Regions from separate parts of the Homo sapiens genome. Here region 2 is linked to region 1. Evidence: chromatin loops called from intact Hi-C (ENCODE). Cell type or tissue: HCT116. All regions are shown on one strand. Links, peaks and the distances in the headings refer to the core of each region. The heading gives the core; the rest is flanking DNA. Region 1 overlaps C7orf78 (chromosome 7 open reading frame 78). Region 2 overlaps SCIN (scinderin).

Evidence for each region. Peaks named below come from ENCODE experiments on the same cell type or tissue, not always from the same donor. Only the 100,000 strongest peaks of a DNase experiment are listed, where the experiment ranks them.
Region 2: a loop joins it to region 1, with 1.9 times the contacts of the local background. A loop is called at or near these places in 12 of 110 quality-filtered maps.

Annotation. Positions count from the first base shown.
Region 1 is chr7:12,535,122-12,552,088 of GRCh38, forward strand. It overlaps C7orf78 (chromosome 7 open reading frame 78), which reads left to right. Exons shown (of 6, transcript NM_001386514.1): 6 at 5,799-6,149. The coding sequence ends at 5,802. Among named protein-coding and RNA genes, the nearest start is that of SCIN, 27 kb to the right of the region's middle. In HCT116, for the core only: no CTCF peak of the experiment used is centred there; a DNase peak (open chromatin) is centred at 9,700.
Region 2 is chr7:12,605,836-12,622,802 of GRCh38, forward strand. It overlaps SCIN (scinderin), which reads left to right. Exons shown (of 16, transcript NM_001112706.3): 5 at 16,966-16,967. Among named protein-coding and RNA genes, the nearest start is that of SCIN, 44 kb to the left of the region's middle. In HCT116, for the core only: no CTCF peak of the experiment used is centred there; no DNase peak of the experiment used is centred there.

The DNA.
Region 1 (16,967 bases), core at 5,825-13,824:
CTATTGCACACCCACCAAAATAGCCAAAATAAGAAGATAAACAACAGGAAGCATAGGTTTATTCATCCATTTTCATGCTGCTGATTAAGACATACCCAAACTGGGCAATTTACAAAAGAAAGAGGTTTATTGGACTTACAGTTCCACATGGTTGGGGAGACCTCACAATCATGGTGGAAGGCAAAAAGGAGCAAGTCACATCCTATGTGGATGGCAGCAGGCAAAAAGAGAGCTTGTGCAGGGAAACTCTTGTTTTTAAAAACCATCAGATCTCATGAGACCCATTCACTATCACAAGAACAGCATGGGAAAGAACTGTCCCCATGATTCAATTAGCTCCCACTGGGTCCTTCCCAGAACACATGGGAATTCAGGATGAGATTTGGGTGGGGACATAGCCAAACCATATCATTCCACCTCTGGCCCCTCCCAAATCTCATGTCCTCACATTTCAAAACCAATCATGTCTTCCCAACAGTCACCCTAAGTTTTAACTCATTTCAGAATTAACTCAAAAGTCCACGGTCCAACATCTCTTCTGAAACAAAGCAAGTCCCTTCTGCCTATAAGGCTATAAAATCAAAAGCAAGTTAGTTACTTCCTAGATACAATGGCGGTACAGGCACTGGGTAAATACAGCAATTCCAAATGGGAGAAATTGGTCAAAACAAAGGGGCTACAGACCCCATGCAAGTCCGAAATGCAGCACAGCAGTCAAACCTTAAAGCTTCAAAATGATCTCCTTTGACTCCATGTCTCACATCCAGGTCATGCTGACACAAGAGGTGAGTTCCCATGGACTTGGGCAGCTCCACTCCTGTGGCTTTGCAGGATACAGCCTCCCACCCAGCTGCCTTCATGGGCTGGTGTTAAGTGTCTATGGCTTTTCCAGGCACACAGTACAAGCTGTCAGTGAATCTACCATTCTGGGGTCTGTAGGACAGTAGCCCTCTTTTCACAGCTCCAATAGTTGGTACCCCAGTGAGGACTCTGTGTGGGGGCTCCCACAGCACATTACCTGTCTGTACTGCCCTAGCAGAGGTTCTCCATGAGGACCCCATCCCTACAGCAAACTTCTGCTTGGGCATCCAGATGTTTCCCTACATTTTCTGAAATCTAGTCGGAGGCTCCCAAACCTCAATTCTTGACTTCTGTGCACTCACAGGCTCAACACCATGTGGAAGTTGCCAAGGCTTGAGACTTGCACCCTCTGAAGCCATAGCCTGAGCTCTACGTTGGCCTCTTCCAGCCATGGCTGGAGCAGCTGGGACATAAGGCACCAAGTCCCTAGGCTGCACACAGCACGGGGACCCTGGTCCTGGCCCATGAAACCATTTTTTCTTCCTAGGCCTCTGGGCCTGTGATGGGAGGGACTGCCAAAAAGTTCTCAGACATGCCGTGGAGACATTTCCCCCATTGTCTTGGGGTTTAACATTCAGCTTATCATTACTTATGCAAATTTCTGCAGCCAGGTTGAATTTCTCCTCAGAAAACGCTTTTTTTCTTTTCTATCACATTGTCAGGCTGCAAATTTTCTGAACTTTTATGCTCTGCTTCCCTTATAAAACTGAATGCCCTTAACAGCACCCAAGTCACGTCTTAAATGCTTGGCTGCTTAGAAATTTCTTCTGCCAGATACCCTAAATTATCTCTCTCAAGTTCAAAGTTCCACAAGTCTCTAGGCCGGGGGCAAAATGCTGCCAGTCTCTTGGCTAAAACATGACAACAGTCACCTTTACTCCAGTTTTCAACAAGTTCCTCATCTCCTTCTGAGACGACCTCAGCCTGGACTTTATTGTTCATATCACTATCAGCATTTTGGTCAAAGCCATTCAACAAGTCTCCAGGAGTTTCCATACTTTTGCACATTTTCCTCTCTTCTTCTGAGCCCTCCAAACTGTTCCAACCCCTGTCTGTTACCCAGTTCCAAAGTCGCTTTCACATTTTCTGGTATCTGTTCAGCAGCATCCCAGTCTACCAGTACCAGTTTACTGTATTAGTTCATTCTCACACTGCTGATAAAGACATACCCAAGACTGAGCAATTTACAAAAGAAACAGATTTATTGGACTTACCGTTCCACATGGCTGGAGAGGCCTCACAGTCATGGCGGAAGGTGAAAGGCACATCTCACATGGCAGCAGACAAGAGAAGAGAGCTTTTGCAGGGAAACTCCCATTTTTAAAGCCATCAGATCTCGTGAGACTCATTCACTATAACAAGAACAGCACAGGAAAAACCTGCCCCCAGAATTCAATCACCTCCCACTGGGATTCTCCCATGGCACATGGGAATTGTGGGAGTTACAATTCAAGATGAGATTTGGGTGGGGATACAGCCAAACCATATCAATAGGCAAGGGTATAGAGCAATTAGAACTCCTATACACTGCTTGAGGGGGAAGAATTGGAACAAGTACTTTGGAAAAATATTTTGCAATATATTCTAAAGTTGGATGTATACATACATATAACCTATGACACAAAATTCCATTCTAAATGCTGTATAATTAGCTGATATATAAGATATATTTGTATGCACTAAAAGATATATATAGGAATGCTTATAGCAGAATTGCTTGTGATAACCTTTACATTAGAGACAAGTCCAATGCCAATAAATAATAGAATGTATACATAAAAGTATCCATTTATGGTATATTTACACAATAGATTATACAGCAAAGAAAATGAACAAAATGTTGCTATATGCAAGCAATAGGGATGAGTCTCACAAACATACTTAGGAGTTTTTTAAAAGCCAGATGCTCTATATATGTACAATGTATATATATATACACATATCTGTATATACTGCATTATTATTCCATTTATATAAAGGAAAACTCTTGTCCACATGTAAGAAATCAGGAAGTTGGCTTCCTTTGGTTTGAAGGAAAGGAGTACAATAACCTTCTGGGTCCCAGAAATGTAGTATTTTCTGACCTTGATGTTGGTTACATAGATGCATTCACTTTGTGATAACTCCATAGAAATATTTATTTAATATCTATGCACTATTATACGTACATGTAAAACTTTAATAATTTTTTTAATTGGGAGATTCTTTGCAATTGTTTTAAATTTCAAAAAGAAAGAAAGAAAGCCTCATTCATTCTAAATTAACATTCTAATCTCACATCCAATTCAAAATTTGTTTGCTGTTTTCAACAAAATCCTGCCCTGTAGCTCCAGGATCTGGGGAAGAGAACGTTCTGTTGTTTCTCTCTTTCTGCACCTGTCTCAATCACACTCCATTGCTTCTTGGTCTGCCTTTTATCTCCAAGGTGTTGGTGTCCAGAGGAGAAATGGAAGAAACAGGGGCAAAAAGCTCAGGTAACAGAGACTACTGTAATCAGCCATGACATCCTCTGTGTGGCTGATGTTCAAATAGTGACTACTTATGGAGGACATTTTTGCGCATTATTCTCTGTCCTAGACAGAGGCCTCATTTGGCACAGTCCTCTGAGAACCAGCGTCCAGCAACTTGCCCTAAGTCCCTGCCTCAGCCCACTACCTCTTACAGGTCTGATAAGAGGCATCTTATCATTGGTGGGATTACTCACAAGATGGCTGGAGCTCATCAATTTCATTAATTCACTGTGTTTACAGAACCCTCCATACGGCTCACCAAATGGCGTGAGTACAGAAGACCCCCGTTTTCCTTTCCCCTTTCCCTCACGTTGCGAGCCACCCATTTTTACATTTCTAGATAAGAAGTAGGCAGGATGCTCTATGATCAAATGCTCATCCTTAAAACCTCTTGGGGACATATATGAAACCACTCCTCTACCAGGAGCTCCCCAAACACCTTGTACTAAAGGGCTCCACAGGTGGCCTCTGCAGTTCTGTAGCTCAGCAAGCATTCATCCAGAGCAAGCCTGCTGGCTTCCTTCACCCATATGCACCCTTACTCTTTATAAATGATAATCCTGAGCATTCATGAATTGGCTTTGCAGGGATTACCTTATTTTTTCCTTTCTCACAGAAATCAGAAATGGGTATTCCTCAGGGCTTTCCCCCAAGGGTAGTGATGCCTCCTTTAAAAGACAAAGCCTTTAGGGCCGGGCGCAGTGGCTCACACCTGTAATCCAATCACTTTGGGAGGCCAAGGTGGGCGGATCGTGAGGTCAGGAGGTCAAGACCATCCTGGCTAACACAGTGAAACCCCATCTCTACTAAAAATACAAAAAATTAGCCGGGCGTGGTGGCACGCACCTGTAGTCCCAGCTACTTGGGAGGCTGAGGCAGGAGAATGGCATGAACCTGGGAGGTGGAGCTTGCAGTGAACCGAGATCCCACCACTGCACTCCAGCCTGGGTGACAGAGTGAGACTCTGTCTCAAAAAACAAAAAAACAAAGCCTTCAGATGTTTGATTTATTCCTTAATTCCTTAATTTGGACAGAAGAGAGGGTGAGAGTAGTTGGTCTGGCCTATTTACCTTTTAAAAAGCCCCATAGGGATAGAACTTCTAGCAGTTTCTTGATGGTGTTACCAAAACACCAGGGGTTTAGTCTAGGTCCTGCTGCTCACCACACAGAAAGCCAATCACTGAGACAATGAGTATTGCCAAGGAAGAAGTCTTTAATCAGGTGCTGCAGTCAAGGAGATGAGAGCTCAGGCTCAAATCCATCTCTCTAACTGACTAAACCTATGGGTTTATATAACATTCTTCTGTAGAAAGAAATGTAACAATGTGTAAGAAACAGGAACTAGGGAGAGGCAAGGATGCAATCATGATGAATGAGGGCTCCAGGCTTCTCATTGTTAGGATGTCATGATCTGGTGAGTTTCACTTCTTGGATACCTTTTTAAGAGGCCTGAAGGTGCTTTCCTGAGGAAGGAACTCAGATAAAACAAATGTAAGCTTCAAGCTTTAAGAACAGAAAGGTCAATTTCTATGTGTATCAAAAAGAACAGTCTATGGGATTATTGGGTTGGTTTCAATGGAACATAGGAGTTTATATAAAGGAAAACTCTTGTCCATGTGTAAGAAATCAGGAAGTTGGCTTCCTTTGGTTTGAAGGAACCAACCTGTCTCCTAGTTTTAGCTTTGAGGCTTTTCCTCCATTTCAAGGCAACAGGAAACACATCCCATTTCCACATCCTTTAAAAACTTATAGCCCTTCTCTAAAGGAGCTCCTGTCTCCCCTCACCTAAGTGGGAAGCCTCATTGTAACACTTCCCTGCACTATTCTACCCTACTGGTGCTAATACAGAAGGAAAAGTTGAATTGTGTAAGACAGGATGTATTTAGAAGTCCTTAATTTTTGCAGCTTTTAATTGGCATTTATACATCAAACTCAGTAATGTGCAATCATTTTCATAGGCATAACCTCACTCAATTGTCTTCAGACTATGCAGTGTTTAGTCAGGTATTATAATTATTATTATTGTTGTTATAATTTTATAAGCTGGGAAACTAAAGTCTTCACTGGGAATTTAATGTTAACATCACTTATTCAAGATGGCACTCCAAAACACCTTGTACTGTTGCCCTCAGTTGCATGTGCATGCTTTCTGGTAAGTACGAAAAATAAATTTGACCGTTTGGCCAACAGAGTATAGTTCTACTTCCACATCATAGTTGTAGTCATGTTCAACCATTCTTTTTTGTTATCATGCCTTTATAAGCTTGGTTTTAGTTATTTCTGTAGTGAATAAGAGGATTAAGCAAATGACATCTAGCATTTGCAGCCAAGTTTCTTGTCCCAGGAGTGACCTTTCAGGTAAGTCTCACCCTTTATAGAAACTGATTCAGTGAATTCTGTTCACACATTTCTCTTTTGTTCATTTAGATAGCTGATGGACCAAAACAGCATAGGGCTTCCTGAACTCTGGCCTGAATGTTCATCTCCCGTGCATTTCCCAGTGAGAACATTGATGAATTCTGGCACCTTCCTGGATTCTACAGAAATCTGCACTCTCCCAGAGGCATGAGAAAGTGCTAAAACAACAAATGAAAGTTGCATAATTTGAAATTCCCTTGTTACCACAGGGATCAGAATCCAATCATAAGGCTTTTGATTTAGTTTGTGAAAGTTAGATCTTGCAACTATGAGTGGAAATGCTGATAATGTGCTTTCTGTTAATGTCCAAAGTTAAAGATGCTCTAGTCTCAGGTAAAGCTAATGTGAGACAAACAACAATAATGCTTACTAATTTTGACCACCATGTTTCTCTAAGGCCAAAGATTGCAAATTTTATCTGTTTGCCTCCTTCATAGAAATAAGAATTCTCTGGATATAGCATATATTCTACTAAAGGATGACTGTTATGCTGTGTGGGAAAGTAGTAGTTAAAAATCAAATATTTTTACTTTAAAAAATAGAGAACAAGGTAGCAACCAGAATTGAAGTCACTGAAATATAAATGGGGCACTTTCCCAGAGGATGTCATCCAAAGACAAAAAAATAGGAAAGTTTAATTCATGACACAGTGAAGTTCTTCTACGGTTTAAATTGTTCCTAGAAATAGATTTTATTTTCAGGAATCATAGGATACCAGATGGTTAGTGATAGTGTTTATTTCTGAAAAAAAAAAGAAGAAAAAGAAAAGAAAAGAAAAAGAGTATATGTATGAGCTTTGTGTTCACATATACAAGGTGGCATAGGTTGAAATAATCAACATTTATTTAGTATGTTTATGGCATATTGAAATCAATATTTGAATCTTCATTTTTCAGTTTTTTCTAATACACTTTAAGAAGCTTCTCTGAGACACTCAAGTATATCAAAAGAGAGAAGATCTCCAAGTAACAGAAATAATAAATGTCCTTCTTAAAGAACACCAGGCTTGGAGAATTTATAGTTCCAACTAGAAGGAAAGGTCTGTCTTTTAACATGTTAAAATAATTTTCTAAATTTTTGTTTAAATATTTTGAGGGAAAGAAAACAAATGACTTGAAACTTCTTTGCTTCTGATCAAGATTTGATGATTATAATTGAAAATTAATAAAAGGGGAGGGTAGGATTTAATGCTATTGCCAGTTTTATCAAATGGATTATCCTATCACCTTTCCAATTTCACTATGAAAACTACTGAAATAAAGGCAAGTACGTATTTAATAGCATTGTTGACATAAGCAACATTAAGTGGAAAGATGAGGCAATGAAATTAAATCATTTCCCAAAGGATATTTTGCATAATTTAAGTTCCCTGGAATTTTAATGTGTAATTCTTGAAAAGAAATGTGCTCTTTAGAAAAAGAAATGCAGCAAATACTGGATTAAATAAATCAGATACCTGAATTTACTCAGGTTATGCGAGTAGAAAGGCTGAAATGCCCCAGGACTTAGTCCTAGGCCTGATCTCTTTCTTATCTATATACACTCTCTTGGTAATCTCATCGTTTTATTTTTTTTTTTTTTCTTTTAGAGACAGAGTCTCTCTTTCTTGCCCAGGCTGGAGTGCAGTGACACAGTCATGGCCCACTGTAAACTCCTGCAGTGACACAGTCATGGCCCACTGTAAACTCCTGGCTTTGATTCTCCCACCTCAGCCTCCTCCTAATGTCATTCATTCTTATTGGTTTAAATGTCACCAATAACACGTTCACACCCAAGACTTCCTAATATATATACCCAGCACTGAAATATCTTCTGAACGCCAGACTCTTAGACGCTCACCTAGGACAACTTCCTTGACATCTCCCCGTGATCTCTTTTTAGACATTCTCTCAAACTCACCAGATCCAAAATTTAACCCTGATATTATTTGCCAATTCCTGCACAGTCTTGTTTATCTCAGTTAATAGCAATTCCATTCTTGTACTTGCTAAGGCAAAAAATAAAAATAAAATGGAGACACCCTTTTTTTCATTTTTTATCTTACAGCCTATAAGCTGTTATATCATGAGCCCAACAAGTTTCTGCTGCCTCCAGTAAATACACCAGTCCAAACCCTATCATCTCTTGCTTTAATTATTACAATAGTCTCCAATCTACATGTCCACTGGAGGTAACACCCACCTCAGTCTATCCTCAACACAACAGCAGACTTGTCTGTCTGACTTTTTTTAATGCAATTTTTATCATATTACTCTTCTGCTTAGAACCCTCCAATGTCTTTACATCTTAAGCCAAAGTTCTTCTAATGCCCTTCATTATGTAGTCCTGGTTATTTCTTTGTGTTCATCTCCAACTACCCTTTTCCAATTACTGGGCCTCTCCAAATAATAGAGAAACCTCATGAAGGAAGGGATTTTGTCATGTGTTTGCTGTTGTGTCCCAGTGCCAAGGAGAGTAGCTGATGTACAGTAGATGCTTATAAATAGTTTTCAATGAATGACTTCACTCCAATAGTCTGAGAGCTGTATAAAATATAGATAACTTAGTTATTGATTCCCACTCTGGGGAGCCCACAAAAATCAAAGTCATCCACTAGCAGTTGAAGAGAACCAAGTTTGATTTCTAGGTAAGCACTAACTTTTATTTATAAATTAACACCTCTGTGGAGTCATATGTACTTCCACTGTTTTGCATCTGTCAGGAATGTTAAAATTTTAAGATTCTTGTTCATTGAACTTAAAGTAGAATTACGACCACATGAGGTAGAAATACCACCACATGAGGTAAAAAATGAAACTTTTAAGGAAATGCTTGCGCTTAAATTATTGGTAAGTCTATGTCTTTTCATCAGAGCCAGACAAATACCGGCTTAACTTTAAGGCTTGCTGAGAACATTAATGATTAGCTGCTCAAAGCAGCATGAAATAAATAGCCTACATTAACATAAAACTATGATATCTATGCTCACATCCTTGCAAACAACAGATAACAGCAATCTATAAACTTCCGGTTATATTTATCTTTGTGTAGTTTGTGAATTCTGGATTACAAAGTGACTTTCAGAACAATACTAGATTATGTCATAGCTGGATTTAGGAAAATTATCATGCTGTTAGTTAACAGAAGAAGGGCAGTAAAAGCCAAGCTAATTTAACGTTATTATATATTTGTAATATAATAAGGACTTACCTGCATCAAAGTATATAATTTTCGGAAAGTCAGACAATAACTTTCATGTATATTATTAGTTGAAAATGAAATATTTTAAGCCTTCTAAAATATCTATTAAGCCGGGCACGGTGGCTCACGCCTGTCATCCCAGCATTTTGGGAGGCTGAGACAGGCAGATCACTTGAGGTCAGGAATTCAAGAGCAGCCTGGCCGACATGATGAAACCCATCTTTACTTAAAAATACAAAAATCAGCCGGGCGTAGTGGCCTGCACCTCTAATCCCAGCTACTCAGGAGGCTGAGGAGGAGAATTGCTCGAACCTGGGAGATGGAGGTTGTAATGAGCCGAGATCACGCCACTGCACTCCAGCCTGGGCAACAGAGTGAGACTCTGTCTCAAAACAAACAAACAAACAAACAAAAATCTATTAAATCACTAGCCTGAACACATAGCAAAGATTTATAACTCTTCAATGAGGGAATCAAGAAAATAAGAAAGGTGGATAAAAGGCCATTTTGAAGTTCTGGATATTTGTACACATGTTTAAAAAATGTTTTTATGGGCTTCCTAGGTTATTTACAAAGCTGCTTATCTTTCAGGACAATAAAATCATAAGCGATGGAATTATCCTCTCTACCAGAGAGAAATCATTTGCATTCCTACTGGAATGAAATCTACCACGTAACATGTAATTTTAGAGAGTCAGGACCTTAGTTAATGGTAAACAGTGAGTCATACAGAGCTGCATTCCTTTAAACCACCACCATCAAATGGAAGTATAATTTAAGCCACTATGTGATTTGAAATTCTCTAGCAGGTACGTTAAAAAAAAAAAAAGTGAAAACAATTTTAACAAAAAAATTATGTAACTCAATATATCAAGAATATTCTCAGCCAGGCGCAGTGGTGCACGCCTATAATCCCAGCACTTTGGGAGGCTGAGGTGGGTAGATTTTCTACTAAGATTCTTTGTTCATTGCATTAAAAATGGAAATTGTATTTGTACTCCAAAATTTTGCACTTAAACCACATCTCACTTTTGACTAGCCACATTCCAAGTGCTCAATAACCACATATAGTCAATGGCTAAAATATTGGACAGTGTAGCTCTGAATAATTTGATATTAATTGGATGGGCGTATTAACCAATTCCCCAGGTTGATGTTGAAAGGTCATGCTGTACTTCATTGGCCTTATCTCCAAGTTTTTGGTGATTTTAAAAAATCTTTTCAACCACAAATTTTAGTCTTTTTCATTGGATCCCAGGACATTAGATGATAGTAAAAACCTGTGGAATCTTTCTACAGCATTATTTCGTTTAGCAAAATAAATGTGTCTTTCAAAAAGTTATTTTGAAGACATTTTTGTCAATCAGGTATATTATGTTGCTTAAACTTTTAGCTAAAGATTCTTTACATTATAATTGAACTCTTCCAACAATAAACATCATAGCACAGATAATAACTAAGATGAAGATTATTGTGAGACAGCTATTCTTAACTTACATATATTCATCACCTAATTTAATTCTCACAAAAACTCTCTAAAATAATGTTACCATTTTAAAGATGAGGAGGCTAAGAGAGTTTACATAACTTGCCCAAGGCCACACAGCTTGTAAAGAAGACCTGGATATAAAATCCAGGCTTATTAACTACAAAGCCTGAGCTAGTAAGCACTATGCTATATGCAGAGATTACTTCAACATAAGCTCTTCCAACCTACATCTATTAGATCACTAAACATTTGCTACACAAATTAATATTTAATTTGTATACAAATTAAATATTAATTTATATAAAATTGCTATACAAATTAATATTAAATTAGGAAGCCGAGGTGGGAGGATCATGAGGTTAGAAGTTCGAGACCAGCCTGACCAGCATGGTGAAACCCTGTCTCTACCAAAAATATAAAAAAATTAGACGGGCATGGTGGCACACGCCTGTAGTCCCAGCTACTTGGGAAGCTGAGGCAGGCGAACTGCTTGAATGTGGCAGGCGGAGGTTGCAGTAAGCCGAGATCACACCACTGCATTCCAGCCTGGGTGACAGAGCAAGACTCTGTCTCAAAAATATATATATATTAATATTAAGGATTCAGGCCAGGTGCAGTGGCTCACACCTATAATCTCAGCACTTCTGGAGGCCAAGGTGAGAGGATCACTTGAGGGTACAGTTCAAGACCACCCTGGGCAACATAGCAAGACTCCTTCTCTACAAAAAACTTTAAAAATTAGCCAGGTGTAGTGGTACACACCTGTAGTCCCAGCTACTGGGGAGGCTGAGGTTGGATAGCTTGAACCCAGGGGTTTCAAGGCTGCAGTGCGTCATGATCGCACCATTGCACTCCATCTTGGGTGACAGAGGGAGATCCCGTCTCTAAAAAAAAATTCGTCATATGAACAAAGGTTTTTCCACTCTTTCTTTACACTAGATAAATGATTTTTCTGTTTTCCAGAATGAATAGCAAGAATTTATTTTAAAATGTTTTATGACTAATTATAAAACCTGTCATCAGTAGTTAAAACATTACTAAGGGAGAGAAGCGCTAATATTAAAATTTTTGTAGTGGAATAAAATTCAGCACTTTTGTTCTCTCAGTACTATTTTGTAGGTTTGACTTGTAAATTGCTCTTATTTGATAGATGGAAAACAGAGGGAACTAATTCTTTTTCTCATTATAAAAAATACAATTCTGAAGGCCTTTTAAATTGAAAAGGAAATAGAAATTGAAATAGAATGGAAGTAGAAAAAGCTCCTTGCTTAATGGTTTTGAAAGGTAAAAGTCTTCTTGAGGAAATGTGGCCAAGGGCAATAAAATGTGGCCTCATAACAATACTTTGACATTTTTTCTCTTTTCCTATTTTTGATTAAACCTGTATAAAATAGGGATTAATATTGTTGCATGAATATGTAGTAGGAATTGCCCGTAGACTTTTCTTTTTCTGGTACTTCCTAAGATAAAAAAACATTTTCAATAGTAATTCAATATATTTAGTGGCTATTAGCCTATTCAAGTTTTTTTTATGTTTTACTAATTTTGTCACTTTACATTTTTAAATCATTTGCCCATTTCATTTGGCTTTCTAATGTATTATCAAATTATTATACTAGTCACAACTTGATGTTTCATTATGTCTTTTATATCTTTTGTTATTTCATCTACTAATACTTCATTCTGTGTTTTGTTTATATATACATTCTTACTAATGATCAATCTGTTCAAATGCATGTCTGGCCCACTAATCTTTTTGAAAAATAACTTTCAGTTGTGGAAATTACCTCTCTGTTTTCCATTTCCTTTTAGTGGCATTATCTTTATTATTCCCTTATTTCATGTTTTGTTCTTTGTCTATGTTGTGGTTCTTTTTCTATCTCCTTTATTTGAAGGTTTAGATAATTAATACTCTTTTTTTCTATCTAAACATTGTTTTCAAACCATATATTTACCTTTAGTTATTGCTATAGTAGCTTTGAATTATCTTCTTGAATGCCAGGTAAACATTCTATAATGGTACATCATACTTTCTTAGATCCACTTGCTGCATTGATCTAGTATTCTTTATTTCTTTCAAATACTTGTCCACTCACAGGGAAAAATTGCTCAATAACTTGAACTTACATAATTTATTCATTTCACCCCAGATTCCTGTTGAAGGAAAATATTCTGGTTTCTTTCCAAAGTGGTGATTTTTTTTTAGCAATTTGACACCATTATTCTCAAAAAGTGAGGAAGAAAACATAATTATTAAGAATTGAGAAAAGTTTTAAAAAGTAAAATCAAGTGAAAGAGATACATCCTCTTCAAAGGGCAAGAGCAAACTGTAAGTTGAACTGCCATCAGTCTTTCCAGGTTTTATTGCTAAACACATAATTTTCAATTACTCTTTTAAGTCATAAAAGTAAATTAAAAAAATAAATATGTTCATTATGATATTAATTTTGGTCAAAAACTGCATATGTATATATAAAACTAAAAAAGATATAGATTAAAATATTTAAAGTGATTATGTCAGAACACAATTTTTCTTTTCTTTTCTTTTTTTTTTTTTTGAGACAGAATCCTGCCCTCTTGCCCAGGCTGGAGTGCAGTGGCGTGATCTTGGCTCACTGCAAGCTCCACTTCCCGAGTTCATGCCATTCTCCTGCCTCAGCCTCCCGAGTAGCTGGGACTACAGGCACCTGCCACCACGCCCAGCTAATTTTTTGTATTTTTAGTAGAGACCGGATTTCACCGTGTTAGCCAGGATGGTCTCCATCTCCTGACCTCATGATCCATGCGCCTCGGCCTTCCAAAGTGCTGGGATTACAGGCGTGAGCCACTGCACCCAGCCCATAATTTTTCTTTACCCTTGTATTTTCTAAATTTTCTTCAACCAATATGGTTACTTCAGCAACTAAAACTGAAACAACAATAAATGCTAATAAATAATGCTAACAAAAATTAAAACAATTCCTCTCAAAAACAAACTTGTGGCCAGGTGTGGTGGCTCAATGTCTATAATCCCAGCACTTTGGAAGGCTGAGGTGGGCAGATCACTTGAGTCCAGAAGTTTGAAACCAGCCTGGGAAACATGGCAAAACCCCGTCTCTACTAAAAATACAAAATTAGCCAGGTGTGGTGATGCATGCCTGTAGTCCCAGGTACTCAGGAGGCGAGTTAGGAGGATCAGCTGAGCCCGGGAAGTCAAGGCCACAGTGGGCTGTGATCACACCACTGCACTCCAGTCTGGGCAAGAGTGAGACCCTGTCTAAAAAGAATAAAAAATAAAACATGAAAACTTGTACCATGGCTTATCCCTTTAGAACTTTTGCCCAAATGTGCCGATATACATACATTTTAAAAATCAAATTTCATATATATTTCCTACCTGAGCCTGGCCTACAAAAATGAGTATCTTCCTGTCTGGTAGCCATTTATTAATGGAATATTAAGCTTTGTTATTTTCAGAAGAGAGTTGAACCAAACCAGAAGTTGCAGAAACTCTCAGAATTTTGAAAAAACAAAACAAAACATTATCTTACAGAAAAGATGCAATAATAATCATTACCATCTGTTTGAAATAATGGTGTGTAAAGGGGTATAATTTTAGGGAAGGCCAAAGATATCTAGAAGGGGAAGCTAAACGTGAAAACAGTACAAGCCAAATTGATTAATGCAGACCCATGCAGCAGGAAATGTCATGGCAAGAGATGATCTGACCAAATGACGTAATTTCAGATGAGCCAGCAAACTTTAACATTCAAATCAAATTGCCTTAAACTCTGGGGTTTTCTTTTGGTGGGAATTAGTCATCTGAATAGTGAAATGGAACCATGGACTAAGGAATTTGTAAGATCCTATTCATTTCTCAATTTCTAGCTCGGATTTTGTACTTATTCTACTATGAAAAAATCAAGCACCCATGTGGATGAAAATAAAACTATATATTTTCAGCCATCATATGCATAAGTATATGTAGATTAAATATCTAAAGGGAAAAAATAAAGCTATAAAAGTATTAGAAGGCACTATGGGAGAATATTTTAAGTTCAGTGTGGAAAGTCCAACTTAAAGAGGAAAAAAGTCCAGATACAACCAACAAATTAGGATAAAATATTTGTAAAACATATATGAGACAAGGAGTTAATATTTCTAACATACACAATGATTAAAGAAATGAAAGACACAATAGACCAACATATAAATACTATGAACATAAAAGTCACAAAATACCTGTAAACAGCCAAAAAGTATAAATATGCTCAACTTCACTATCGGCAAGAAAATGCAAATTAAAGCCAAATGCAATACAATTTGTACCCACTGGATTTTCAATAACTAAACTGTTAGCATTATCTGGCTAAAGTCTGAAAAAATGAAGTCTTACACACAGTTTTTAGGAGTATGAAGTAGTATGATATACTTGGGGAATACTTTGGGAGAATCTATTAAAATTTAAAATATAAATATAATTTGACCCATCACTTTCACTTCCAGGAATCTATTCTTCAGAAAGAATGATACTCATATACTAGGTAATATATAGAAACCTGTAACTTTAAGTATTATTTGCAAAGCAAAAATCCTGGAAAGAAAAACTAAAGGTACACCAGTGTAACAATGGTACATCTATACAATGTGATAGAAGACAGTAATTTTTTTAAATGAGATAAAGCTATATATACTTACTTGAAAATTGGTCCATGACAAGTAAAAAATTTAAGATAAAACCAAAAGGCACACTATTTTGGTGCATATATATGTATGCATACTTATACATATGTATATTCTTACAGGCCTATGTGTAAATATACATACATGTATACACACATGCTTGCATACATGTGTGCACGCGTGCACACACACATACACTTGCTTTAGCCTGTATATATATGCGTTTATGAAATAATAATAGCTGGCCAGGCACGGTGGCTCACGCCTGTAATTCCAGCACTTTGGGAGGCCAAGGCGGGCGGATCATGACGTCGGGAGATTGAGACCATCCTGGCTAACACAGTGAAACTCCATCTCTACTAAAAAATACAAAAAATTAGCCAGGCATGGTGGCGGGCACCTGTAGTCCCAGCTACTCAGGAGGCTGAGGCAACAGAATGGCGTGAACCCGGGAGGCGAAGCTTGCAGTGAGCCAAGATCGCGCCACTGCACTCCAGCCTGGGCGACAGAGCGAGACTCCATCTCAAAAAAAAAAAAAAGAAAAAAAGTAAGTAAATAAATAAATAATAATAAAATTAGCCAGGCGTGGTGGCAAGCGACTGTAGTCCCAGCCATATATACATATATATAGAATATAACAGCTAATATTTACTGTGTCTTTACTTTGTGCTAGGCACTATCCTCCACATTTTATAACAAATTGATTCAATCCTCAGAATCATCCTTTGAGCTAGAAATCAGTATTCTCCCTTTGTAAAAGCAATTTGCTCAAGTCACACAGTTGGCGATAGAGTTGGAATTTATTTCATACAGTTGGTCTCCGGAACCTGCACCTCTTAAACTCTCCATTGGGATCAGCTTGAAAGCAAAAGCAGACCACAGAGCCTGGTTAGAGTTGTCAAACTCTTAACATCCCAAGAATCTTATTCTTTCCTCTGAGTCATGCGTGAGCATTTTGAGGGTTCTTCTTGCCTTTTTCAAGGCTTGGGCTCCTTTTGCTCTCTAATTCAGGTCGCTGAATTCTAACTTTGATCTGTAAATCAATACTTCTATGGAGTAAAATGGAAGGTCTGTGAAATTAAAATATTAAGATTCTGTTAGATAAGAAATGCAGCTTTTGAGCCGGGCATGGTGGCTCACGCCTGTAATCCCAGCACTTTGGGAGGCCAAGGCAGGCAGATTACGAGGTCAGGAGTTCGAGACTAGCCTGGCCAAGATGGTGAAACCCCACCTCTACTAAAAATACAAAAATTAGCCAGGCTTGGTGGCAAGTGCCTGTAATCCCAGCTACTCAGGAGGCTGTGGCAGGAGAATCAGTTGAACCCAGGGGGCGGAGGTTGCAGTGAGCCAAGATCGTGCCACTGAACTCTCGTGAGGTGTGACAGAGCAAGACTCCATCTCAAAAAAAAAAAAAAGAAAAGAAAAAGAAAAAGAATGCTGCTTTTGGAGAAAATACTGACATTTGATTGACAGAAAAAGCTTTCCATTGGATACACAATAAAATTGATTTAATTCTATGCTTGCTGAGAATATTAATAATTAAGAATTTAAAGCAATGAGGGAAAAAGGCCTGCACTTGCATAAAGCTATACAAAAATGGTGAACGAGAGATGAACCTGTTCCACTCTTTGGTCAAATAATTACATTAGCAATTGGTTAAGGCCGAGGTATAAACTGCTGCTTGTATTTCCTTTTGTAAAATTTTTGAGCAAGTGAAAATTTTGAGCAAGTTTTGAAAAAGTGACTATGTAAAAAATTAAACGGTATTATTGTCAGTGTTATGTGGAGACTATCAAGCCCTTATTTAGGAAAAAAAAAATAGTGTTTTCCAATGCTAATTCAAACCA
Region 2 (16,967 bases), core at 5,859-13,858, 71 kb after region 1:
AACACACTTATGATTTTAGTGTAGTTCTTAAATTAATGTGAAAATTAAGTGTTCATGGCTCTATAGACCCTGCATCATTTACTTAACGATTATATGAATCTTAGGCATTTGGTTGTGACCAAACTTTGTCTTTTAAGAATATTGCAGTGACTACCTAAGTATATATATTGTATATATTCCCTTAAATAAGACTGTCAGTTAAGGAGTATAACTATATTAAGATGTCTTCATACGTATTCACAAATTAATTTCCATTTGTTCATACAACAAATATTTATTGTACTCCTGCGATGCGCCAGGCACTAAATGTTTGCACCAGTTGCTACTTCCTTGTACGAGCACTGTGTTCCATCGTGACTTTACAGAGCCCTGTCAAAATCTGTTGATATAATACCTTTTTGAAACTTCTGCGTTTAATAGTGGTAGGTGGTATCTCTGAGTTTTCATTTCTCTGATTTCCTGGAATATTATACATATTCCTCCAGTAATTTTAGATTTGCATTTAAATCTATCTAAAGGCTATCTCATAAACATTTTTAATATTTTTGACTTACAGAAATTTAATGCAGTAGTTACATGGTCCAGTGATAGCCTAAAAATCCAGTGATCAGAAATTATATGAAATAACTTTATGTATTGTAATGTCTTTAAACTTTATTGCTTTAATAATGCCCAGACACAGACTTTCACATTAATGATGTTTTGGAAATAATTTTAATTCAGTGGGGAAAATTCTCATGGTATAATACTAGGAGAAAAGACAGAATATAAAATTTTATATGCAATATTATACTAACATATAATATGTGTATATAGCTCTGTATTCATACATATGTACATACCTAGAAAATTGTGCTAAAATATTACCAGTATTACATCTTGGGATGTGGCTGCTTATTTTCTTCTTCATTTGTCTTTGTTATAATTAACATATATGATTCATTTTATAATCAGAAAAAAAGTCCATTTAAAAAATTAAGATAAAATTAGGGATGGTTTTACTGGATTTTCATTGGTTAGAATAACATAGCTAATAAATCAGACTTTGAAAAGTATTCAAAACAAATTCTTGATCTTTTAATATTCTTTTAAGGCCTCTGTTCTAGAGATGGGATCAACCATGTAAGTCTTCTAACTTGGCATATTTGGAAGCAAAAATCTATAAATAAGATGTATTTCTAGTTGACTGTAATCCCTTGTCTCAATAGCTATGCTTGGATAGAAGCAGATTCAGGAACAGGACTTGCCTTGTGAAGTGGTAAGAAGAGTGTTACATTAACTATCGGACATCACTCATGCTTCTCCAGGGTCACCCTTGGCCCAAAGCAAGTCTCCTGACTATTCATTGTGTCTGATTCCTCATATGCAAAGTGAAGGGTTAGACAAAATGGCTTCTCCAGTCCCTTTAGGTTCTAATGATCTATCCTTCTACCTTACCTCTTGGGCAGCAGCTGTGTTTAATTACCACTCATTTGCCACTTGTAGTCTGTTCCAGGAAGTGATGCTGCTGCAGCTGAGGGGCCCTGCTGGGCATGTACATATGTGGTGTCCTGGCTTATTGGATTTCATTCAATGTTTCGAAAAAGAAAGTGTAAACAGTCAATACATTACACTGTAAAATTAAAATAAGAAAAAGCAAATGAAGAAAAACTGTGCAAAAATATAATTTGGCTTTAAAATATTAGTGATAAGGATAAAGAGATATAATGCTTAAGATAAAATGTGATGTCTGTGTTTCCAAGACTCCTCAGTTTGGTTTTTAGAAAAATCCTACAAAGCACCCACTTTGTTTTCATTCAATACATTCAGTGTCTATACTACATTTTATTTGACTGCTTTCACTCACACAATGAACTGAGATGAATTTTCAGTGAAAACCTTTATTAGATAAGGAAAAAAAGCATTCAGTGGTCTTTTCGCTTTTGGAAATGTAGTTTTGTAGCCTGATTACAAGAAAGAGTAATTATTTGATTAATTAATTGAGCACCTATAACAAACTTGTTTGACTTCTAGGCTTTCTTAGTGTTGTAATGATAAGGATAGAATACAAAAAGCCCATGAACTTGGTTGGGAAGAATTACAACTTTATTTTCACTAACCTCTTAACTGAAATACGGCCTTTCCTCCAATTGTGAAAGTAATAAGCAAACGTGAGTAGCAGGAACAGTACTGTGACTTTTCAGCTCACATTATAGCTATTGTACACAACCTCAAAATACGTTTATGCTCATTGCTACTTGGTAATTATTATTGTTATTAGATCTTCTGCTCACTAGTATTTAATGAGTTAATGAAAAGCTCATATATTACTTTACCAAACTTTAAAATATGTATTTTGATATTTTAATAGCTGCATTTCAATGTAATTTATTTCCATTATAATACTTTGTATCTTGTTTTATGCATTTAGCAAATATTTTTCTTAGAAGGGAACTAATAGGTTTCAGAAGTGTTCCAAACCAGTCTATACTATGCATGCACACATGCACACACACACACACACACACACACACAGAGTATCCTTGTTTAAAATTTGAAAATGTCATTTCTTTTTCTGAGACCCTGGTGCAACAGTTGATTTTACTAGAGATGGAGTCTGAAAATCTAAAAATTTTTCAAATATATTTTAAATTGAGGTTTTATTTATTTATTTATTTTTTGAGCTGGAGTCTTGCACTGTCACACAGTCTAGAGTGCAGTGGTACGGTCTCGGCACACTGCAGCCTCTGCCTTCTGGGTTCAAGTGATTCTCCTGCCTCAGCTTCCCAAGTAGCTAGGATTACAGGCACCCACCACCACACCCAGCTAATTTTTTGCATTTTTAGTAGAGACGGGGTTTCACTCTGTTGGCCAGGCTGGTCTCAAACTCCTGACCTTGTGATCCGCCGGCCTTGGCCTTCCAAAGTGCTGAAATTACAGATGTGAGCCTACGCACCCGGCCTAAATTTGACCTTTTAAAAGACTCATTTCTAATGGGGTTCTTTTAAAATTATTAACTTTAAAAGCTTTGAAAGTCTCTCTATGTGAAAGTTAGAAATGGCTTGAAAGCACGGATATTTTAATCAATTAAATGAGCCTGTTTTCATTACTCTGTATTGAGTGCTGAAATTTTTGAACTTGTCTAACACATTAAAGTGCTCAACACTGAAACTCACACTTTTCTGAGAGTCTTTTGAAAAATTTATCTTTAGTTTGAAGTATTTCAGCTATTGATCACAGTATTTTCACACAGTTTTTATATGGCTTATCTCCAGGGTGACCATAAATTTATCCTCCAAAGCAAAGCACATTGTAGAGTAAAAGGGGGCACTGAGGAGATAGGACACAACCATCATTAACAAGACTGTCTGGGGAAACAGGATGTGTGCTCACCCTCCTTTCTGTATCTTTAGTACTTTTAAAAGCCCGTGTGCCTAAATAGGAAGACAATCCTATATGTGGAAAAAACTAAACTCTGTAACTAAAGTCAAATTTTACTCTGAGCTTGTTTTTGCTGCAAATATATTTACCATAAATGACTGCACATAAATTATGTAAAGCTTTTTTCGTGATCTTTCTTCTTTTCATATTTAAAATAATCAGTGAATGTGAAGAAAAATTAAATATTTCACTAGCCCTAAGGTCCCAAACTTTATTCCTTGATTAATCGTTTTGTAAACATTAGGAGGAAAGCAAAAAACAAACAAACAAACAAAAAAAACCCCAAGGAAAAAAATACTATGTTTTTTAGACTTTCATTAAGAAAAAAACCCAGCATCTGGTAGATATAAAAAGAATGAAGATGAAGAAAGGGCAAGTTGTTTGAAACAACAACAATTTTTTTTATTCTGGAAAGACTTTTTAAATATAGTTTAATGAATTCGTTAAGCCTATAATCATTGTAAATGCTGGTGGTGAAATACTGGCAGTAAAAATTCTACAGGGAGATGGTAGGCAGATGCTGTGTTGCTGAACTGTTGTTGAACTCTTGCTTTTATAAAAATGACTGTAAGGCTCTCTGGAAAGTCATACATGCAATGATTGTTTCAGATTTTTGACCTAAAAAAAAAGAAAATCAGAATAACATATTATGTCTCCATTAATAACTGTTTATCAAGTGCAGGGTTGGTTCCCAATGAAGTTTGAAGACTCTGCTTACTTTATTGTCTGGTTGAGGAGATAAGCATGCACTAGAAAATAGTCAGAAAGTGTGGGAATAGAATCGTGAGGGTCCTCAGAGGCCAGAGAGCATGGTCTGAATAACACCACAATTTGTTGGAAGACTTTTCATGATGAAAATCCTATTTTAGACTTTATGATGTTAGCATATAGTCTAGATTAAACTCCAAAGGTTCTCCCAAAATAGAAAATGTGTTCCTTTTGTTTTTTAAGTCATAATTCACAGTATGAAAACAAAAGAATGTATTCAGCCATTCTCTTGGAAAGTTGATGGGATATTTACCCTATGCTGATCTGGCTGTCCTGTTAGTAAAAACTAGAGTTGAATAGTGAAGATAGTTCTTAAGTTATCTTTTAGAGATGTACTCTACAAAGCCTGTTAAGGCAAAGAGTAAATTTTTAGCCATACTTCTTCAAAGTACTTTGCAAAATAAAATTTATATGTTATCAATGCTAAGTTCCTTGAGGGCAGGCACTGCCTTTATATTTGTGTAGCCCTCACAGCTCTAACTCATTGCCCACTCGTATTTGGATAATTAAGACAATTAACTGTGAAATATGTAGTTCCAGAAACTAAGTATGCTTGTTTTTCTGTTTTTTAGGGGATAGTATGGCTTAAAAAATTCCCTTATTTTAGGTGATATTGTTGATGTAGACATGAACAAAGTCATATGCTGATTAAAGTAAGTTTTAAGACCAACTAGATTTACATGGAAAGGCAGTTGGTACTTAGAAAGGATAATTCAAATATTCTGCTCCTCTTCTTTTTTCAGGTGATAGTTAGAACCAGCCTCTCGAAAAACAACAAACAGGTCTTGAGCTTATTTATACTTAGTGCAATACTGTCCCACATATTAGGCAGATGGCATATACTCCAAGTGAAAGTGCTTCACACGGTAGGAAACATGTAGCTAGTATCTAAAACTCTTCATCTATGAATTAAAATGCATGTTACCTTACGTCCCTCTCAGGTCAGGTCATCACCCCTTTTAGAATCCAGCAGCCACAAAACTCCAATTCTTTTCTTGCCAGGACAGCATGTAACACTGCTGCCCGCTGCCTGGCTACCCTGATTGGCTGTTGCCTGCAATTCCAGTGCTGCCTCTTTGGGAACTGTTGGGGCCACCACTGCTCACTGCTCTGGACTAAAGGTGAATTTGCTCCATGAACTCCAAGGATCTACACAGATGTAGTGCTTTATTACTGAGTCATCTAGTACATTTGTCTTGTTCTTCCCCCAAAGTTAATGTCAAAAGGCTGTGCACATTGCTAGTGCTTCCAAAGTTCTTTTAAATTTACAGAAATGAGTGATTTTTAAATTTTAATAATTTGATCATGGGAACATTCATACATTTTGGAATACAAAGTAAAAGATTACCAAATCAAATTGGAATTTGGAAGCTTAGGATTTTGTCAGCATTCCTTAAAGTTTTTCTGTGGAAATGTTTGTCCTAAGTTTACTAGACTTACATGGGTTTGTATTTTAATATTTTAATGAAAATATAGTTGTACATTTAAATAAAGAATGATTGTTTTGAAAATGATACTACAGAGAGAGGAAAGAGCTTTATTTCTGGGGCGTGACCTTTGATTAGATAAATCAATCATTCTCCATTTATCTTTATAGGGTTGTATCGAATGAACCAAAGAAGTACTAGTAATTGAAATGGGGAGCTTTGTGAAAATCCCTCTCACGACCACTTTGTAACAATATATTTAGCATTTTTGAAAGAGTCTAAGGCTTTATAGGAAAATGGTATAAATAAATATATAGCTAGGCTGGTGGTGCACACCTATAGTGCCAGCTATTTGGGAAGCTCTGGTGGGAGGATTGCTTGAGTCCAGGTGTTCAAGGATGCTGTGAGCTATGATCATGCCTGTGAATATCCACTGCACTCCAGCCTGGGCAACATAAAGTAACCCTGTCTCTTAAAATAAAAAAAAAAAAAGATTAAGGTTGCTTTATGGGTTTGTAATACCCACACAAAAAATAAGTCATTAAACTATTTTTCTGTTGCCCTCCTATTTTTTTTCATTCTAGTCGAAACTCTGTACTTTGTAAGAATGGAAATTTGAATTGTCTGAGTTATCAGTTGGGTCTAAATATTTGTATGTTTTCCAAGTAGTTTTAGCTTCCTTATTTATCCTGCTTTTATTTTCCTATGACTTTTTGTAAGTCCTTGGGAAATTGAACAATGTCTTAAATATTTTGTAATCCCTCATTCATGTAGCATTGTGCCTGACACATAGGCACTGCTCATCAAGTGTTTGTCGTTTGATTGAAATAACATTATTATGAGAGTCATTGGGAAAGAGGAGGTCCATTTACCGACTTACCATTCAAAGATTTTTAAGTTAAAGGGAGCAAATATATTCGCAACCCTCTCTAAATTAGTCCTGAGGCTACACTGCATATAGAGAAGAGATGAACTATCAGAGATACAAGCAAGTAGGAATCTTTCTCTTTCTCCTCTTTGCTGCATTGTAATTAATGCATTTTCTCCATTTTGCTTTACTGCAATAATACTTAGTACACTCCTGAAATCCAAAGTATTACAGTGATAAGGAGTACCTGCCCCAAGTTGCGACGCTCTCTAGAACACTAGTGTTGCTCCAGCTATTTAGATCTACCATGTATTGATGGCTTACTGTTTGCCAGGCACTGTTCAAGACACTATTCATTCCTTGTTATTTAATTTAATGAATTTGTTGCTTGGATTTCTAGTATTGAATTTGGATACCCGTTTTGTTCCTCACCAATTCATCCAGTGGGGGAAGTTGAAATGTTCTGAACAAAGATAAGAAATTCATATAGTAACAGCTTATCATATGCTGCAAGAAAGTGATAACATTTCACATAATCTCCCCCTTTGTCACACCAAATTTCATAACGAAGACTTGTAACCTTACAGACAAGGTACCACTGTTATATTAATCAGTCCAAGTTAACACCACTTGGCAATCATCTCTGAATGAGTTAATTTTCCCTTTAGCTTGCAGCTGAAGTGAGGGAATATCAATAGACTCTGTAAATAGGATAATGCAGTTCCAAGACAGATGGATTTAATGGGTAGGACAGGGGAGAGGGATGGATCTTTGCCCCACAAGACGTATATCTGAACTGATAAGCTAATATAAATATTGAACTATAATGGCAGTTTCTATTCTATCCTTTTAGTGTTCCACTTGTCACAATAGTGATAATATATTTAAAAAAAACTAACAGACTGTATTTTTTCAGTAATTTTAGGTCAAGTTCATCTTATCCTTTGTGCTAAGACTCAGCTAAACACAGATATAAAAGGGCCAGGTCTCTGATTCAGTGATTCATGATTTCTTGCATTCATTTTGTAAATTAGTTTTTAAGTATATAATAATAAACAATAGTATTTACTTCGTATCAGTTTCCTCTTACATATTGTGCTTAGAGTTAGCCAAGCCCAGATACGAAAATGTTAAATATGCAAGATTCAGCCATTCATATCTCCTTAGTATGTATTTGATAATAAGCATTTGTTTAATATCATGAGGAAATATGCTCACATATTGGAAAGAGGTTCCTAAAATGGTGGCCACCTGGATTGTGCTTCCAAGTACTGTTTTTCCAGAGCCTAGAATCACAGAGTGTTGGAACTGGGTTATATTGACAGCACTTGTATAAACTAGTGTTAATGTATCAGAATTGCTGTTATGTTTGCAGGGGTATCTAGTGCATCACAATTTTTAGAATTACATTATTTTGAAAAAATGTATATGTAATAATATGTTTATTTAAAGGCTTTAAAGTGACTTTGTAAGGAAAGGATGGTTTCTTCATGTAAATATAGTATTCTGCTCAGTGGAAACCAATAGGAAATTCTCAGTGTTAGATATCCCATAATCTACTAATCATGAAAAAGGTACCAACATGCTGCTAAAATATATTAATATCTGTATGTAAACAAAAAAGCTTCATAGAACTATGTTGGTAAGTGAAGTCATGTACCATGTATCACAGAGAAATTAAATATTAATGGTCTGAAATCTGCTGTCAAAAATACATCTTAACGATGTCTGATAGAGTGCATGTAGAGAAGACAAATATATTGATTAAAAACAGTTTTGAAACAAGGAGCAAATGCTCTACAATTGCATTGTGATATTCACTGTTATGGAACACTATTGTTAGGGAATGGCACGACTTCTCTCATCTTGTGTTCTACAAGGGTAAATGTAGATGGCTCACTGGTAGGCTGAACTTCCTGTTCATTCCTTAATCTTTTTGTTACATTTTCTTGATGGCATACAAGTGCTTCTTCTTATTAACACAGGAATTAAATAATCTAGGAAATGGATTTTAATTGCTGCAAAAGAGCTAACAACTACTACCCTGACAAACATTCAGTGCTAACCATAGAAGAGGCACTCTTCTAGGAGCTTTACAGGATTTAACTCTTAAAACCCTTACTGTGATATGGAGACATTTTTTATTCCCTGTCTATGTTGTGTTCCTCCAAAAGTTGACTCTGAGACAAGGACTTGGGGGCAGGTTGTTATTTGAAAGGTGATCCTGAAAGCATCAAGTAGGAGTAAAGTGAGACAACATTTTGTTAACAGGTGTCTTACTACAGTGAGCAACTGGGGCTGAGTCCCAAAGAGACCCTCAGGCATTAGCCCTCAGAAGGCTGAGTGGTTGCTGGGTCTAGCCAGTAACTCCCATCCCTCATTGCTTGAGCATTGCTCCTTGGTTCTTAATGTCCCAGAACCTGCCTTGTATTTGGACACAGTACAGCTCCATGGCTAGAGAATGCCACCAGATAGAAAGCAAAAGACTTCGAGCTTTAAGATACTATCTATAGACAGCTCCATGGCCAAATAATGCCACCATGTAGAGAGCAGAAGACTTAGAGCTTTAAGACACTATCTGCAAATGAACTCTAAGTTAGATCAAGGTGATATGGGCAGAGCACCAATAGCATCTGCTACATCCTTACTTTACAGATGAGGAAACTGAGTCATAGAGAGGCTATGTAACTTGCTTAAGTAGAAATAAGAATAAGAAATCTGTGGATCACACCCAAACTGTCTTTCTTACAGACACTGCGATCTTAAACATACAGAGCAAGGGAAATCCCAACTGCTGTGAAGTTATTTTATAACTTCAAAAACTTTGCCAGAAATGTTTGATAATTATGCCTCATTTTATATATTCCATATAATAATTACTAGTTTTAATAGCACAGTGTTTGTACTCAGTGGACTGGTGATATGGTTTGGCTCTGTGTCCTCACCCAAATCTCATCTGTAATTGTAATCCCCACACATCAAGGGAGGGACCTGGTGGGAGGTGATTAGATCATGGTGGCAGTTTCCCCCATGTTGTTCTCGTGATAGTGAGGGAGTTCTCATGAGGTCTGATGGTTTTAAAGGTGGTAGTTTTTTCCTTTGTGTTCCCTCTCTCTCTCCTGCTGCCATGTAAAATGCGCCTTGCTTCCCCTTCACCTTCCGCCATGATTGTAAGTTTCTTGAGGCATCCCCAGCCATGCGGAACGGAGAGTCAATTAAACCTTTTTTCTTCATTAATTACCCAGTATCAGGTATTTCTTTATAGCAGTGTGAAAATTGACTAATTCAACTGGCTTACCCCTTTGTTTTTTATCTCTTACCATTAGCATTCAGCCCTTCATCCAAATTACAGGGGCATTTGGTTTAGGGTAATTGAGGTACACATTTTTTTTTGGAAAGAATATACATTTTCTTAATGTATAGCATAGAAGTTATGCAAATATTTTTAAGTGCCTCAGAGTACTTGAAAAGCCATTTTTGAGTTTGCTCAATTAAAATTTCATGCTTGGAAATTTTCTGGATTATGTAGATAAAAAAGTTTTCCCAACTCCCTTGCCATTGAAACAAAACTTGGCCAGATTGAATTAAAAGTTATATATAAATCAGGTTTATGTACCTTTTCCTCAAAGGATAAGATGAGATAAAATTAAACAAGTTCATATAAATATGTGTATATGTATATGTATATGGTGATACAGGGCAGTGAAAAAATACTCCTGGAGGTTTAGCTCATGTTCTCATTATAGGGGTGCCCTATTTTCTTCTCCATTTCTCCCCTTACCCAACTTAGTTTTTTATCCAACTTAGAGTACCAGAGGGTAATCTTTTCCAAAATCAGTGAAAATAAGCAAGAAGTTACTGAGACTAATAATGTTACCAGAGACACTGTAGTGAAGCCCCAGCGGTGAGAGGAGAATGATCTTTATGGACCCAGCAGTTTTGGGAAATGGGACCTAATAAGAGATGACTAGAGCCCTCATGAATAGTTTGACATTATTATTGCAGAAATGGGTTATTTCTTGAGAGTGGGTTTATTATTATCTAAAAGTGAGTTTGGCCCCTTCTTGCTCTCTTGCTCTCCATGTTCTCTTGCCTTTCTTCCTTATACCATGAGAAGAGATAGCAAGAAGGCCTCACCAGATTCTGCTACCTTGATATTGGACTTCATAATGTGAGAAATAAATTTATTTTCTTTATAGATTACCTAATTTGTGGTATTCTGTTGTAGCAACTCCAAACAGCGAAAACACTGCACTGAAAGTTAGTTCACCTAAAGCAGGGATCAAAGCTAACCTGTTAACCATTGTAGACTCAGCTCTTTCCCACAGAGCCAGAATATTATAGACACGCAAGAAATAAACCTTACATAACAGATATATCTTGCCTCACCAAAATAAGGTCGTATGTACAAGACTATATGGGAAAATATGATGGAAACACAGAGGAGGATCAGAGAATTCGTTTTATAATCAAGGACTAATGACATCATAGACAACACAATTGTGGACTTCAATGAAAGGAAGAGATTACTATATCATATTCCTTTTTCTCAGCATTGTCACCTACTCTTCTGCTGATTGCATAAAAGACTTTTCTCCAGGTTTTGCCTGGAGAGGGATATACAGGTCTATATTCAATTTGTAGTTTAAATCTAAGATATAAGATTTTGACAAAGGTACATTACCAAGACATATAGACTGCTTTATAAAATCATTAGATCAGTACGTGAACAAATAATAAAGTGTAAGTCCATGAGGAGGTGTGTGGCAAGAAGTCCAGTGGTAAAATCATTATGCAAAGGATTAGTCCAGTAATTTGCAGGGTTGTATAAGACAGAAAGAGTAATGCTTTGACCAGGGAAAGATTTGACTCTGCATATGTAAAGGTGAAGAAAGGGTACAGGATCTACCATTTGTTGAATTTTCACCATATGCTAGTCATAGTAATAATCACATGATAATTGAGCCATATTATTTATTATACCATTTTAAGTGTGGAAATTAGATTACAGAGACTCTTAGTAGCGGCTCCACCCAGCTCAGCCTGCCTGATCCTGCCAAGTGAAGGGAGGTGTCAAAAAGACAATGGAAGAATGCACAGAAATTAGGAACCCCAAAGGCAAGTTTCGGAAGCGTTCATCCAAGCACTGATCAGACAGAAATGTCCAAAGTGGGTTTGAAGCCTTAGGGAAAAAGGTTTGGTGATGTCTAGAAAAGGCAAATGACCTGAAATCTTAATACCTGAGATTTGCCCCAGAGCAGCTCTCAGACCACCAGGCCCTAATAATTTGTCCAGGGGAGATGTGTTCTAACAAGCTAATGTGAACCTCAGAAATGCTTGGCAGACCTATCCCAATGGTTGAGGTAGATAAACCAGGCTAGCAAAGCTGATGCCACAGAGCACTTGAATCACATCACCAAAGCAGGCCTAGAAGGCTTTTCAAATATACAATGCATGGGCTCCAATCAGAATAAATAAATCTGAATTTCTAGAGATTGGATTCAGACATTGGCATTCTTTTTTATATCAGCCCAGATGGTTCTAATATGCAGCCAGTGAAAACAACTGCTCTTGTTTAATAAGTTGGCATTCTGGCTTATGGCTTTTAATGACTTGTGATTTTGCTTTCTGTGTTATAGTAACTTGTAAGGTAACTTTCCATATTATAGTAACTTTTGGGGTAATTTTCTTATGAGTTTGACCCTTCAACATCTATCCTCTAATACGCTGATATTCTAGGAATGCTGAAGTCCAGTCCTGCCTGATAAGTTCCCCACTGCCACAGCATTCCCTGAGGCCTCTAGGGCTGCACTCTGTGTCTGGCATCCTCAAGACATGAGTGACTATTTAAGTTTACATTTAAATTCCTTAAAATTAAATAAAATGTAAAATTCAGCTACTCAGTCACACTAGCCACATTTCAGGTACTCATTAGCTACAAATGGCTAGTGAGAACTGTGTGGGACAGCAAAGATGTGGAATATTTCATCATTGCAGAAATTTCTACAGGACAGCACTGCGCTATAGCTAAATCTCTTGCAGAAGCCCAGTTCACTTTGTCTTTTTATCCAAATATGCTTTCCTACCTCTAAAATACCTCACATGCTTTCCCTCCTCTAAAATACCTTTATCCATTCTTTAATATATGAAATCACCCTCTATTTTACTTATGAATAAAGGAATAAAGGTATTTTTGAGGCCATCACTGAGAGAGAGCAGCAGAGTAAATGTTGGAATCTTATATCCAGAGTGGGTGGAGCTGGCTAAATAAGACCACAGCTTTCTCGGAATAACTGGTCATTTTATATCTCTGTGGATCTTCCCTAATATCAAATATTTGTCTTACCTAAGGCATAAAATGCCTTGCAGCAAGTAAATATACCATAACAACAAGGATTAGCTTCACTCTTACAATTTATTTCTATGCTCCCTATGTTACACTCTACTGATTGTTTCTCAGTTAAGGAAAAGAAGTAAGATACAGAATTTACAAATTAAAATGTTCATTCTTGGAACCTGTGAGCTGATTCTGTTTTTAGTGAAAATAAAACAGAGTCATCTACCCTAAAATGATTAAGATGAGAAGAATGAAATGCCTCATTTTCTATATAAAGAGCTTTGAAGTAGAGGTTAGAAGGCCTGGGGTTTACATATTTGCTTTAATATTTATGAGACACGGATCTAAGGCAAAACTCCTAACTTCCTTCAGGCTCATTTTCTTAATCTATGAAGTTAAAGTAATCATGATACAGGTTCTGCCTCTCTCTCAGAGTTCTGCTGGGAGCACATAAGACCCTCAATGATAAATGCCTTTAGGACTTGGCACCAGCTTGGCACATTTTCATCCACAGTGATATGTAGCTTTGAGTTACATATTGTGCTTCTTCAAGGTCATGCATCATTATTGTTTTCTTATGATGCATTACAAATATTTATTCTAAAGTGGCCAAACATCTTGACTTTTTTGTATAAAGAAGGGAAACCACATCTTGAGAACAAGCCAGTGTAAATGTTGGAAGTTTTTATCCAAAGTAGGTAAAGTTGACTAAAAGGTAAAAAATAAATAAATAAATAAAAACAGAGGTACATGCTGTGAAAAACTAAGGATTAAGAGAGTAAAAGAGTATAGCAATTGTTTCTTGGCTGCCTGATCCTTTTATCTGAAAATACAAATTTCCACATAAGCCTGCTTAAGTTTTAAAAAGAAAAGTTCACCTTGGATCATAGTAGGGAAAGAAATAAACAAACACCAAGGGTGGTCTTGAGACAGGTCATGAGAAACTCTGAAGCTGGTCGATTATTAATCTCCTAGCTAGCTACGGGGAAAGAATGGGCATGGCTTCCATATGGAATGCCGAGTATGTCAGCCTGATTAGAGACAGGTACAAGGTAGGGAATGCTGAGAAATAAGGCAGGGTAGATGACATTCAGCATCTGAAGGGGACTTGGGTTTCAGACAGAAGTTTTGGGTCAGTGGGAGCACCCAATTCAGAATAATCTAGATTGCAGATTCCTGGGCCTCACCATAGACCTGTTTATTTACTCAATGGCTGGCAGCTAAGAATCTGTATTTACAAAGTAACACAGGTGTTACTTGAGTACATTGAAGTTCAGGAACCACTGCAGCAGATGTAAAATATAAATCTTTTTTATTTTTTAGTTTTTTAAAATTTAAAAATAAATTTTAAATGTTTTCCTGCTTTATAAAGGGATAATTGACAAAGTTTGTACATATATATCTATCAAATGATAGACATATATGTACAAACTTTGTCATATACAAAATGTCATATACAAAATGTGATATTTTGATAGAAGTATAAGTTGTGAAATGATTACCACAATCAATATAATTAACATCTGTCAACTCACATTGTGTGTGTGTGATGAAAATATTTTGATATCTTCTCTCTTAGCAAATTTCAAGTATAAACTACATTATTAATAACTGTAACCATCATACTATACTTTGTCTCCAGAACTTATTTATCTTATACCTGAAAGTCTGAATTCTTTCACCAACATTTCTCCATTTCCTCTATTTTTCAGCCCCTGGCAATCACCATTCTACCACTCTATTTCTATGAATTGGATATTTTGGATTCCACATATTAATGAGATCATGCATTGTTTATCTTTTTGTGTCTGGCTTATTTCACTTAGCATAATATACAATAGGTTCATCCATGTTGTTGCAAATGACAGGATTTCCTTGATCTAGAGTCATATTCCTACAACATAGGAGTAATGTGAAATAAGGGGCCTTGCAGCCAGTGTCCAGGAATAAACAGGAATCAGTGACTAACCATGATTAAAAATAATAATAATGACTAAGTGGGTAGGAGATCCAAATTGGAGGAGAGGAAGTATTTAAAACTGACCACATAATTTTAAGTCCATATAAAGAGGAGAGAATAGAGATACATTGACACAAATGGAGAATTGAGAGTGGCTAATTTTGTAGAAAATAAGTTCAGTTTGGAGTATTTAGATGACGGCAATACTTTTAAACAGAAACTTACAGAAAGTAATTGAAAGAGGAGCTCCAAACTTGCAAGATACATCTTGGCTAGAACAACTGACGAAATTTTTATGTAACACCTTCAAATGAGGCTTCTCTGTGTTTGTACCCCATTAAATTGTCAAAATATATGTTATTTCACATACAAAGGATTACATGAGCTAAATGCCAATCGCGTGGGCAACCCAAAATGAAAATGTTTCACATTCAGGCATGATCTTCCAAGCTGTGTTTACAGTTTATGTCAAAGATCAAAATGTATGGCCTAGTTGATAAAGTGAACATATTTAGTTATGTTGCTCTTTCTACGCCAGATGTAAAGCCCTTAAGTGTTGGACAACATGGTTAGAAACTCATTTATATACCCCAGTGACCTCAAATATTTGATAAATGCTTAGTTGAGCTCAATTTTAAAGTGATCCTTAGAGATGATACCTGACAATATATGGCATCTCTCTACCTCTGGAGTTAAGCCTGTTTTTGCTAAATCCCTTGGGTTCAATTCCCAACTATGCTGCAGTCCTTTGAGAAGCTAATTAAGATGCCTGGCTAATATGGGAATTGTGGTCTGAAAATTAAGAGTTAGAGTGTGCCTCAAATCCCAGACTGGGTCCGCCCACTGGGAGGTTTCCTAATATTAGATATGCCCTTAACACAAACTGTTTATTCCTAACTATGGTCTTAGTTGGAGGAGAATTAGAAAAGTATATGTGAGGAGATCTTTGATGGCTCTTACAAGCTATACATACTTCTAGCAAAAGTGTTTTTTTAAAAAGCTTTTGGTCACAAGTGTTTTAGTTTTTTTTTTTTTTTTTTTTGCTTGATTCTATTTTTAGCAAAAAAAGAAAAACTGCATTACAATCATTTAGCATGTACAGTATCTAAAACATTTTATTGATCACAGTACAAATAAAAAGATAGGTATGTTCCCAGAGGACATAAGTTCTCTGATGCATCTCTAAATTTGAGAGTGTACTTACACTCATGCAAGGATTAAAGTACATTTTTATTGTTTTCTGGTATTTTGCAGTACACATTTTTATGCAATATATTGTAAGGAATAGCGAATATAAAACACATTATGTAAGGAACTTATTGTGTGTTAAATATTTGTTGTATCTAAATGAACATCTTTGCATTTTCTAAACTTGAATTTATATCTATATTATAAAAATTAAATTATTTAAAATAAGTTTATATTTGATTCCTGTCCTTGACATTCTATGCTGTTTGTGTTAATTAATAAATTAATTAAGGTACTCATAGACATATTTTTTATTTTAATATAAAGAAATTCAAAGCAGATTCAAATGTATTTTCTACCAAACACTTTTTTGGACTTTTGGATTGCATCACATATGCACAGAATAGATAAATTCATTTATTCATTATTTTGACAAACACTTACTCTGCGTATACTATGTCCCAAGAACTGTTCCAAGTGCCAAGGATACAGCAGAAAACGAAGCATGATTTGGGTGATCAAGAGCTTGCACTTCATCCTATATGTCAATAATTATAGTAGTATTTTACCTCCAAATAGTAATTTTGATTCAAATCTTTATTATAATAAACTCATAAAACTGAGAGATTATTTCTAGAAGCAGAGGTCATAGAAGAAATTCTGCTGCAGAGCTGAACATAGAGCTCAAATTTTAATTAATTCCTTCTAGCTTTCAGTAATATGGACACCTAGGCTCTCAAATTAGGGATTTTCCTTTCTTGAAATTCATTGTTTGAGGTTGCAAACAAGCAACCTCAGTGCTTGTTTACTTAATGCAATTGATTGATTTGGCCTATATGAAAAGGACTACCTTGTATGCATTGATGAGAAGTGTTTGAGCCTGGTCATTTTAATTGCAAATATTTTATAATCCATGTCTTTATAAGTGTATTTTTCTAACTCTGCATCCTTCAATGGGAGATCTTTATCTTTGCATCCACTGCTCACTTTTTTCCAGGT